Regions from separate parts of the Homo sapiens genome. Here region 2 is linked to region 1. The links are chromatin loops, found by intact Hi-C in ENCODE. Cell type or tissue: Calu3. All regions are shown on one strand. Each heading gives the region's core, and the rest is flanking DNA. Links, peaks and the distances in the headings are about the cores only.

Region 1 (5,392 bases), core at 118-5,117:
ATTGGTTATGTCTCGTATGAGGAAGCACTATTTCATAAGTATTAGGGGGTGTGTGGAGGAAACAGGACAAATATTTTGTATCAGAGCTATCTGGGAGAAGCCTGCCTGGTTATAGAAGTTATTAGTACAGAAGAAAATGACAGATATGAAAGGAACATTATGAAACAACTATAAAATCAAGCATTTTACATGAATTGTCTTACCTGATCCTCAATATTTCCATTGTATATATGGAGAAATTGTAACTCAGAAAGCATAACTAACCCTATGAACATAAACACAGTTTATGATTCCCTTATGGGTCAAAGGCAAACTCTGGTAAACAAGTAGATCCAGGCTTTGTGAGACCTAAAGTTCCTTCCACTTGGGGAGCTTTATTTAAGAAAAAGATTACAAAATGTGAATACAAAAATAGAAACAGGGCCTTGCCAGGGGCATCTGTGAGTGAGGGACCCTGATACTCCATCAGCTTTAGAGCAAATCTGCTTCCATCGAGCACCACTGAGGTTTAAGCTCCATCAGTCCCCAGACTGAGAAAATTTAGTTGCTGGTGCAAATTTTAATCAAAGTTAGTATCACAGAGGAATCAGTCTTCCTATCCAAAAGGGTAGAAAGGGCTCAAGTAAAAGCATAGGCAGTGTCTCAAGCCAAGGAGATTATGGGGAAAAAAAATGATAAGGTTTGAAAAATAGTACAGTTACCTGTATCCCTTAGGCCATTTAAAGACAGAACTAGGTTTAACAAATGGCACAGCTACTATTTGTAGCCAGCATTTTAGTGAGAAGCAATTTACCTCACAGTTGACCATTCTAGTAACCTGGGCAAATCACTTGATCTCCTGTGTCCTAGTTCTTCATTTGTAAAGTAGGAATAATAATAGTACCTAACTCAAAAGACTGTTGTAATGATTAAATCAGTAAATTCAGGGACTTAGAATTGTGTCTGGAACATTCCAAGTGCTCAGTAAGTGATGGCTCTTATTACATTTATTATCTAGCTTCATCTGACTTCACTGCATTTCCAATTGTTCATGTATAAAAATGTGAGGAAAAATCTCTGTTGGAAAACTACCTATCTCTCTTTAGAAATAGTAAGGTTATCTGTCTGAAAATTCCTCAGTCCTATAAGATAGAAACTAGCAACTTTTAATTAATGCCATAATGAAATGTTTCCTATGGAGACCCTTCTTATAGTTAACATTTTGTTCCTCCCTGAAAAGTTTTCCCTATTGAGGATGTTGTATAAAGCTTGTAAAGCACCTTAGGATTGGTTTTGAAATCTGTATCTTCCTGAATTTCTATTGATTGTGTAACAAATAGTAATGTTGAAGGAAAGTACACAATAAAATGGCAATGACTTATGATGATTCATATCTGAAAACAAGCTCTCATCATAAGTAGGATTAAAATACATCCTTTGGGAATTCTTCAGAAGCTAAATGAAAGGCTTTACTCAATACAAAATTTAACACATTTCCATAATATTGCTATGCTGTAATTTATTAAACTATTCTCCCGTGGTTGGTTTGTTCTTTTTTGTTGAGGTTTTTTTTTTTTTCTGTTTTCTATAACATTGAAGGAAAAAATCTTTGTGCAGAAACCTTTGAGCTTATGTTGAATTGTTTCCTTAGAATAAATTCCTAGAATTACTAAGTCAATACAGCTGATTTTTTACTTTTTAATTCCTTATTTGCATTGCTTCCCCACTTTTCAGCTTTTACCTTTCCATTATTTTCACAGAACACAGTGAAATATGTTACCTGGCAATTTCTCAAATCATTTTGCAGCTTATCTTCACTTTGCCATTAGTTTCTGGAGCTATTAATCATGCTCAGTTTTTGTTTTTAATCTGATTTATCTGAAGGAATCAAGTTGACATTTCAAGTCTGTGCAAAAGATGTTTTTCTGCGCACGGAGACCACAAGATCTGATGGAATATCTAGTAAATCATTCCAATATATTTACATATATAGATAGATAGAAGGTTGAGAGATGATATTGAAGAAAGGAATTACCTTGCAATAGTACTGCATAATATTGATCTTTTTAAATTTGGCTTCACTGTTTCCCTCTAACCTAAAGATCCATAATGACTTCCCTTCTGCCTTCATCTAGAATTTTCCTCTGATCAATTAGACTTGGAAGGCTGACTTGGGCTTTCCTTCAGCTCTCTTTGTAACACTCTGAAGTTGTTAAAATATTCTACCATCTCGTCCCTGTCTGTCTTCTGCTATCACACTGTATCCCACACATCGAAACTGATTGTCAGCTCTTCTTAGTGATGCCTCTTTTACAGCCTTCAGATTTTTGGTGTATTTCTGTCTAGGAAAACTCCAGCCAGAGAAATGCCAATCTGTTTGCATGTTAACAAGGGGCCCAGAGGGTGATTTATTCCACTTGACCATTATGTAGTCAAATTTGACCTTTTAAAAAATAAGCGTATATTGTGCTCAAAGCCTAGCTCCACTAAGTATACACTATTAACTTCATGTACGACCTTTTCAGTCTCTCAAATGTGCCATCAGATTATTTAAATAAGGGGTTTTTAAGCATGAAATAAAGAAAAAGTAAGTTGTTAATGAAGAGCATGAGATTTGGAGGTAAAACATCTGGTTTCTAGTGGCACTTCTGAGACTTACAAGCTATGGGGTCTTGACCAAATTGTGAAGCTTTCTGAGCCAGTTTCCTTATCTGCTGAATGGGGATAATTATATTCCTGAGTTTGTTAAGAAAATTAAATGATATAGGGAAAGTTTTTCTATAATAATGTGAATGCTATTCAAAAGTATATTACACCATAGTTTCTCTCTTCACTTTATGACTGCCAAGATCCAAAATTAGGATGGTCCCAAAAGGAATGTGGCAATAAATCTGTAGAATAAGATGCAATGTGCAGCATTCTACCTCATATATTTTCCCTAAGATGTTTTAAAATTATAAACTGTGTTTCTGGGTGATCACTAAAGATATCATCTAGAGGTAGATGTTTGATCCAAATTTCACCTGAGGTCGAAAAGCTGAGGTCTTGGCTGGTGTTCAAGGAACCAACATGGGAACAGAATTGAATGTGCTCAAAGCTGTTATAAAGCTTTGTGTTGGTACAAAGGGGGAGTGGATACAATAACTACAGCAAAGTCAAGATTAAAAACTAAAGTCAGAAAAATTCTGTCTCAAGGCAGGGAGGCAAAGGGAAAGAGAGAGCTAACAAATAAAAACTGGCTCCAAAATTTGCTATAACTGGTCTCAAAGAAGATGGTGGCTGGAAAGAACTCCTAAATCATCACTGAGTTGAGCCAGGATTACTTGTATATGGATCTGTCACTGACTAATAAGGAATAAGCACATAAGCCCACTGAGGTTCATTTTCTTTTTTGTGTGTGTGACACCTTCTTATTCAAATTACACAAAAGATAATTGCAAACAATTTTTGTTAAATATGTATAAGCCCATGCCAATTCTTCAATATATGTGAACAAAAGCGTTTTCAGAGTAGTTATAAGGCTTCAGTACTATGAGCTGAATCATTTCCCATGACCTAATCAGTTTAAGAATGTAACACTAAACCCACAGTAACTGGTTATGACTGTAACTAGCATAGCTTTCAGGAAATGAACAAGGGTGTTTCTTCCATGATTATAAGGACCAATTGTTTAGGCTTTCTCTAAGTGTGGATTATTGAGAAAATAATACTTTGTTTTACCCAATCGATCTCTCTCTTTTTTGCTCCTTACAAATCTAACTTATTAACTCTCACACTTATTTTATATAAATGGTACATACAGAAAGGAGCATTATTTAAAAGAACACAAACATCTAAGTAACACTAAAGTATTTGTTAGTAGTAACTTCTTTAGATTCATCATATATATACACTCACACACATGTGTACACACACAGAGAGACACACACAGTATTTATAAACAGTCAAACCTAAGTAAATGCTATAACAATTTCAGAAATTCTTAGACTCAGTTTTGGAAGAAAAACTAATGAAACCAAGTATAGCAGATAGGAGGATTTCAGCCTCAGAAAGTCTATAACCTAACTCAAAGTGGCTTAAATGATAACAAATTAATCTCACATAAAAAGAATTTCTGACACTAAAAAGGCTAATTCAGTAGCTCAAAGGACACAATGGCTCAAGGACCTACTTATTTCGACCTTTCCAGTCTACCACTGAATCACTGGACCACAGTTTTTGAAATGTTGGCTTAGCTTCTCTCATGCCTGCCATATGGTTGGAGCATTGTCAGGTATCACATCCAGACCACTGTCCACAGAAAAAGAGACTATGTTTTCCAGTGTTTTATTAATACTAAAGAAATCGTTCTCAGAAGTCTCCAGAAGACTCTCTCCCATGATCATTGGCTAAAACTGATGAGTAAAGTGGCAAGTGAATCTGATAATTACTATTATCATCTTAGTCTAATCAGTGTCTACATCGTGAAGGTAAGGATGGGATGGCTTGTTAAGAAGAATGTGACAATGCAAAGGAAAGGCAAATATCTTAAAAAAATAAGTATCTTCCATGTAACTGTATTAGTTCGTTTTCATGCTGCTGATAAAGACATACCCGAGACTGTGCAATTTACAAAAGAAAGAGGTTTAATTGGATTTACAGTTCCACATGGCTGGGGAAGCCTCACAATCATGGCAGAAGGCAAGGAGAAGCAAGTCCCATCTTACAAGGATGGCAGCAGGCAAAGAGAGAATGACAGCCAAGCAAAACAAGTTTCCCCTTATCAAACCATCAGCTCTTGTGAGACTTACTCACTACCATGAGAACAGTATAGGGGAAACTGCCCCCATGATTCAATTATCTCCCACAAGGTCCCTCCCACAACACATGGGAATCATGGGAGTACAAGTGAAGATGAAATTTGTGTGGGGAAACAGAGCCAAACCATATTATTCTGCCCCAGCCCCTCCCAAATCTCATAACTTCACATTTCAAAACCAATCATGCCTTCCTGACAGTCCCCTAAAGTCTCAAATTATTTCAGCATTAACTCAAAAGTGCACAGTCCAAAGTCTCTTCCAAGACAAGGCAACTCCTTTCCACCTATGTGCTTGTAAAATCAAAAGCAAGTTAGTTACTTCCTAGATACAACGGGTGTACAGGAATTGGGTAAATACAGCCATTCCAGATGGGAGAAATTGGCCAAAACAAAGGGGTGACAGGTCCCATGTAAGTCCAAAATCCACCAGGGCAGTCAAATATTAAACTTCCTTTGACTTCATGTCTCACATCCAGGTCACGCTACTGCAAGAGGTGACCTCCCATGGTCTTAGGCAGCTCCACCTGTGTGGCTTTGAAGAGTACAGCCTCCCTCTCAGCTGCTTTCACAGGCTGGTGTTGAGTGTCTACCGCTTTTCCAGGCACACAGTGCAAG
Region 2 (5,392 bases), core at 256-5,255, 220 kb after region 1:
TTTATTATGTATTCTAAATTATCTATAGGTACATTTTGAAAATTATATATACATGTATCACTGTACTACATTTGTTATAAAATGTGAAATATTAAGCGATTAAATACTTTATTAATGTCATAAAATTGTGCCCTACCCAAAATATATTTTAAGAAGATATCATTTGAAAATAATGTAAAATATTCTTCATTATTATGATTTTGTTGCCAAAAGTAATGTTAGAGTCCCTGTTACTGATAATTTTCATGACTGTAAATTTTCAACATTTGGAAACAAAATTTTCTGATGTGTTTTAAAATCTTAAAGAATTTCAGTAGATTTTGACACATTTTTGTTAAAAGTATGAAAGTGTCACAGCTTTAGAAGGATTTAGAATAATTATCAATTGGTATTAGGGATGACAATTTTAATAGACAAATTTTAACTGAAACATTTGCTTTATTGATGTCTAGGACTAAAAAAAATATTATAGTGATGGAACCATTTCAAAACATCTGTTTTTAAAAACTTCTGTCAACATGTTTGACAGAAGTCAGAATAGGGTAATTATAAAAAAACTGCCATTTTCTTATGTTTGCATCATTAGTATTTGCAAATCCTTGTTTCTTTGCAAGTATATTTTAAACTACTTGTTCATTTTATGAGTGTTAGCCTGATTAATTCAGATAAGATGCTCAAGTCAGTTTAAGCAGGCAGATGTGAAAAAGGGAATATGCTGTGCCTTAACTATCTTATAGGGACTTACTAGCACACTGTACATAACAGATGAACATCTGATATTAGATCTGATGGGCACACCAATGTTGTTTCATATATTAAATAATAGTGGAAGTTTTCAATTTAATTAGTTTATTTATTTATTTATTTATTTTTGAGCCGGTGTTTCCCTCTTTTTGCCAAGGCTGGGGTGCAATGGCACATGGTTGCAGCTCACTGCAATCTCCACCTCCCAGGTTCAAAGGATTCTTCTGCCTCATCCTCCCAAGTAGCTGGGATTACAGGCGTGTGCCACTATGCCAGGCTAATTTTTGTATTATTAGTAGAGACAAGGTTTCACCATGTTGGTGAGGCTGCTCTCAAAATCCCGACTTCAGGTGATCCACCCGCCTCAGCCTCCTAAAGTGTTGGGATTACAGGCATGAGCCACTGCGCCTGGCCAATTGTATTTTTATGTTAGAAATATATATGGGAGTTACAATACTTTGTTTCCAATGTTCCGCTGGAAACCACTGGTTGAAAGGATAGGTCCCAGTGTCAGCTGCCCAGTTGGCAGTTTTGGATAGAATATAAGTTCTATGAAGGCATGGATGAAGTATCCTTCATGGTAATGATGGTAATGTTAGTATAGTCACTTGTTTAATGTTGTATAACTTTTTAACTCTTCCAACTTCAATTTCATCTATATCTTTCATAGCAGTCCAGTAAAGTAGTATCAATTATAGATATCATTCCTACTTTCAGATAAAGTAACTGAGGCTCACTAGTTTTGACTTGCTCAAGGTTACGTAAATGATAAGTGACAGACTGGATTTAAAGGGCGGAGTCCACTTTACTAAACTGCCTCTGTCTTCTAGCCAAGTTTGTTATGTAAAGTAAGTATTCAGACATTGGCTAAGTATATTATTAATCAAGAAAACAGTAGAACAGGTTTAAGGAATTTTTTTTTCCCTCTCCTCAGTGTCAAAAAGCAGTCAAGTAAAAGATCCAAGATAAATAACTTCAGTTCCCAAAAATAACTTCAATTCCAAAATTTCCCTATGACTAGGTATATCTAATTGGATAGCTGATAAAATGAGTGGGAAATTGAAGAAGGGATATTTTGAGAATGTGTGGCAACTTAATGGTAATATTGAAGAAGCAAATGGATAGTTATTGAATCATAATAGTTTTTTAAACTTAAATACTAGGGCTTGATCTTCATATTTTAGGAAATTATCTATTTGTTGCAGTAGAAATTAGCATAAATGAATGGAAACTTAAATTATCTCATCTGTGCAAGGCAGTCTTCAGAGACTGATGTTTATATAAGTGAAAACTCAGAAAAATTTTTTGGCTGCATTTCAAGCTGGATAGCGGGGTCAAAACTTCAACTTCTTAATTGGTGATACAACGTCAGAAATCACAAAAGAAGTATTTCACAGGAAAAAATGACATACCCCGAAAACATTCAAATCAAGAAAATCACAGGGGTACAGTGGATGGTCCCCCTTAAGGTACTGCGTACTTGGCTTCCCCGCTGGTAAATGCCTCTCTTTTACTAAGTTGTTGTCGTGCAGAGTGGCATTGCAGCTCTGTACTTTTACAGAATAATTTCAGGTTCTAAAATTGATACATTATTTCAGATTGTAAGAATAGTATAAAATAAAATTTTAAAAGGGAAAATAATTCCATCAATTTAATGGAATGTGTAGGGTTTAAGTTATAACAACAAAAACAAAGTTGTAGTTTTTTAGGATTACTCATATAAATAGTGTGTCTATTAAGAATTACTGGCTTTATGAATATTAAATAAGAAGGCTGGCCGTGGTGGATCATGCCTGTAATCCCAGCACTTTGGGAGGCCGAGGCAGACGGATCACCTGAGGTCAGGAGTTCAAGACCAGCCTGGCCAACATGGCGAAACCCTGTCTCTACTAAAAATACAAAAATTAGCCGGGCGTGGTGACGCATGCCTGTAATCCCAGCTACTCAGGCGGCTGAGGCAGGAGAATTGCTTGAACCCGGAAGACGGAGGTTGCAGTGAGCTGAGATCGCGCCACTGCACTCCAGCCTGGGTGACAGAACAAGACTCCATCTTGAAAAAAAAAAAAAATTAAGACAACCACAGATATAAGGATTTGCAATTAGAAAGCTTGAAGGGAAATTTTTGGAACTTCTAGGTCAACCTAAAATTACAAATAGGGAAGCAGCTTTGGAGAGGAACATTTGCACTTCTGAAGTAATACTGTGATTTGGACTGTCAGACATTGTGATATATTGGCATCACCACACCTCTGTTAATTATAAACTTACCTATTCTCAGTGCCTTGTTAACTGTTGAAATAGGACTTGACATTTGTTGTTCTTCCTCTTCTGTTATTCATTTATTCACTCATTTAGTAGTTAATTACTTCCTAGTGCCAGATAGTTTTCTAGGTACTGAATAAACAAAAATCCTATTGTCATAGTTATGTTTTTGTGGAAAGAACAACCTGATAGACTATCGTGAAAAATAAATGAGTTAGTATACATAAAACACAGCCCATGAGATATAGTCTGTAATTATCATCCCTGCTTCATTTATTTATTTATTTATTTATTTATTTAGAGAATGGATCTGATTCTGTCATCCAGGCCGGAGTTCAGTGGCTGGATCATTGCTCACTGTAACCTCAAAACACCTGGCCTCAAGTGATTCCCCCAACCTCGGCGTTCCAAAGTGCTGGGATTAAAGGCATGAGCCACTGTACCTGGCCATTGCTCCTGTTTTAAAGATGAGGAAACTGAAAGTACAGAGAGGAACGTGACTTGCTCAGGATCACACAGCCAATCAGTGGCAGAGCAGTCTAGGCAGTCTAGGCCTGAAGGCATTATTCTTTCTTTCTGTTCTGCGTCAAAAACCCTAGGCAGGCATGGTAAAAAGACTGAAAGAGCCAAGGCAACATAGGTACCTGAAGAATGGGAGAACACCTATGAGGACTGCTAGAAATTTTAGGCAGCCCTTTAAAGGCCTTGGGCAACAATTTGAACGTGACTCATGAGTCAGTTAATTCTCTGCACCTTTTTTTTTTTAGAGAATACAATGGATAAAGCAATGACCTTTGTAACATGTAAACCTGTATTTGAATCCTTTCCTCTCCATTTAATTTTGCAGAGTCACCTTTTCTTCATTAGAAAGAAATTTTATCCCAAAGAGATTATCGTGAGGCTCAAATAATATAGGTGGAAGCCCTTTGGGTTTAAAAAAAAGCCTTTTCTGTCATTTCTGGGTATCTCCCGTCAGTGATTTTAGTAATTGTTTACCTCTCTGGCTCTTCGTGAGAAGACAAATTGTAGGAAGAAGTGGAGGATGGCATTGGGTAGGATGCTTAGTTCTAGTTCCACCACTTCCTTAGGTCTTTTTTTTGTCCCCCAAGACTATATCATTTCTGTGTTCTCTTGAACCTGTAAGATTTATGAGTAATCTGTACAATATTTATAAAGTATGAAATCTCTGCCATTGTGGCACAAAAGTAGCCATAGACAATGTATAAATGAATGGGCATGCTGTTCTCCAGTAAAACTATATTTATAGAAATAGGCAGTCTTCTCCAATTTTAGTTTGCTCACCCCTTTCCTATAGAACTCAGGTTTATCATATACAATGTTACACATTATTCCTTTGAATAAATTGTTTACCTAATACTTTTTAAATTTGGGCATTTTCTAGGACATTCTATTGTTTTTATTTTTAACTTGTGTTATACTGCAGTGAATGTCTTCCTGTGTGTAGCATTTTGTTTGTGTATGTGTGTCAATATCTATAAAGTAGCTCTTAAGAACTCTGGAAACATTGTCAGACTGCTTCCTCAAACAGCAGAGGTGGGAGGGAGCATCGGCCTAACCCTACCTGGCCTGCCTTACCAGCATGCAACCAAGGAGAAGAGAATAGGATCAAGAGCCAGTGCCAGAGAGAAGTACATAATACAACTTTATGGAGTTTAGGTTGCATCCTATAAAGTTACCATGTTACACTGTTTCGATCTACCAAAGTAGAAGTTTTACATAGTTTAGTATGAAGTTAATTTTATTAACCTTTTCACACAACACACCCTCTCATATTGCTGCCCAACAATGTCCTGGGTCTTTGTTTCCATGGTCATCATATTGAGTAGGGTTTTAGCAGGGACTTGAGTAGTTGGGAACTGAACTCATGCTAGTGAAGCCATTCTTCACTAGAAGCAGACATATGGGATCCAGAATATCATGAACAACCAGCTGGGTACAGTGGCTCACACCTGTAATCCCAGCACTTTGGGAGGCTGAAGGAAGCAGATCACCTCAGGTCAGGAGTTTGAGACCAGCCTGGCCAACATGGTGAAACCCTATCTCTACTAAAAATACAAAAATTAGCCAGGCCTGGTAGCACATGCCTGTAGTCGCAGCTACTTGGGAGGCTGAGGCAGGAGAATCGCTTGAACCTGGGAGGCGGAGGTTGCAGTGAGCCGACATCTCGCCAGTGTACTCCAGCCTGGGCAACAGAGTGAGACTCTGTCTGAAAAAAAGAGAATATCATGAATATCACCAAAGATAAAAGCAAGATGCGGATATGAGTAGCCCAGAGTAACTTTTCCTGTGCTATATAACACAGTGAGTGGTGATTCCCACAATTCAAGTCCAGTTTTTCTGGATTCTAAAGCCATACATTTTTAAC

The links. A loop is a pair of places that touch in the nucleus more often than their neighbours do. Peaks named below come from ENCODE experiments on the same cell type or tissue, not always from the same donor. Only the 100,000 strongest peaks of a DNase experiment are listed, where the experiment ranks them.
Region 2: it touches region 1 in a loop (4-fold over the local background); 4 of 110 quality-filtered maps call a loop at or near these places.

The regions. Positions count from the first base shown.
Region 1 is chr11:88,534,264-88,539,655 of GRCh38, reverse strand. The region is part of intron 8 of GRM5 (glutamate metabotropic receptor 5); the gene reads left to right. Among named protein-coding and RNA genes, the nearest start is that of GRM5-AS1, 32 kb to the right of the region's middle. In Calu3, for the core only: no CTCF peak of the experiment used is centred there; no DNase peak of the experiment used is centred there.
Region 2 is chr11:88,314,390-88,319,781 of GRCh38, reverse strand. The region is part of intron 2 of CTSC (cathepsin C); the gene reads left to right. Among named protein-coding and RNA genes, the nearest start is that of CTSC, 21 kb to the left of the region's middle. In Calu3, for the core only: no CTCF peak of the experiment used is centred there; a DNase peak (open chromatin) is centred at 2,711.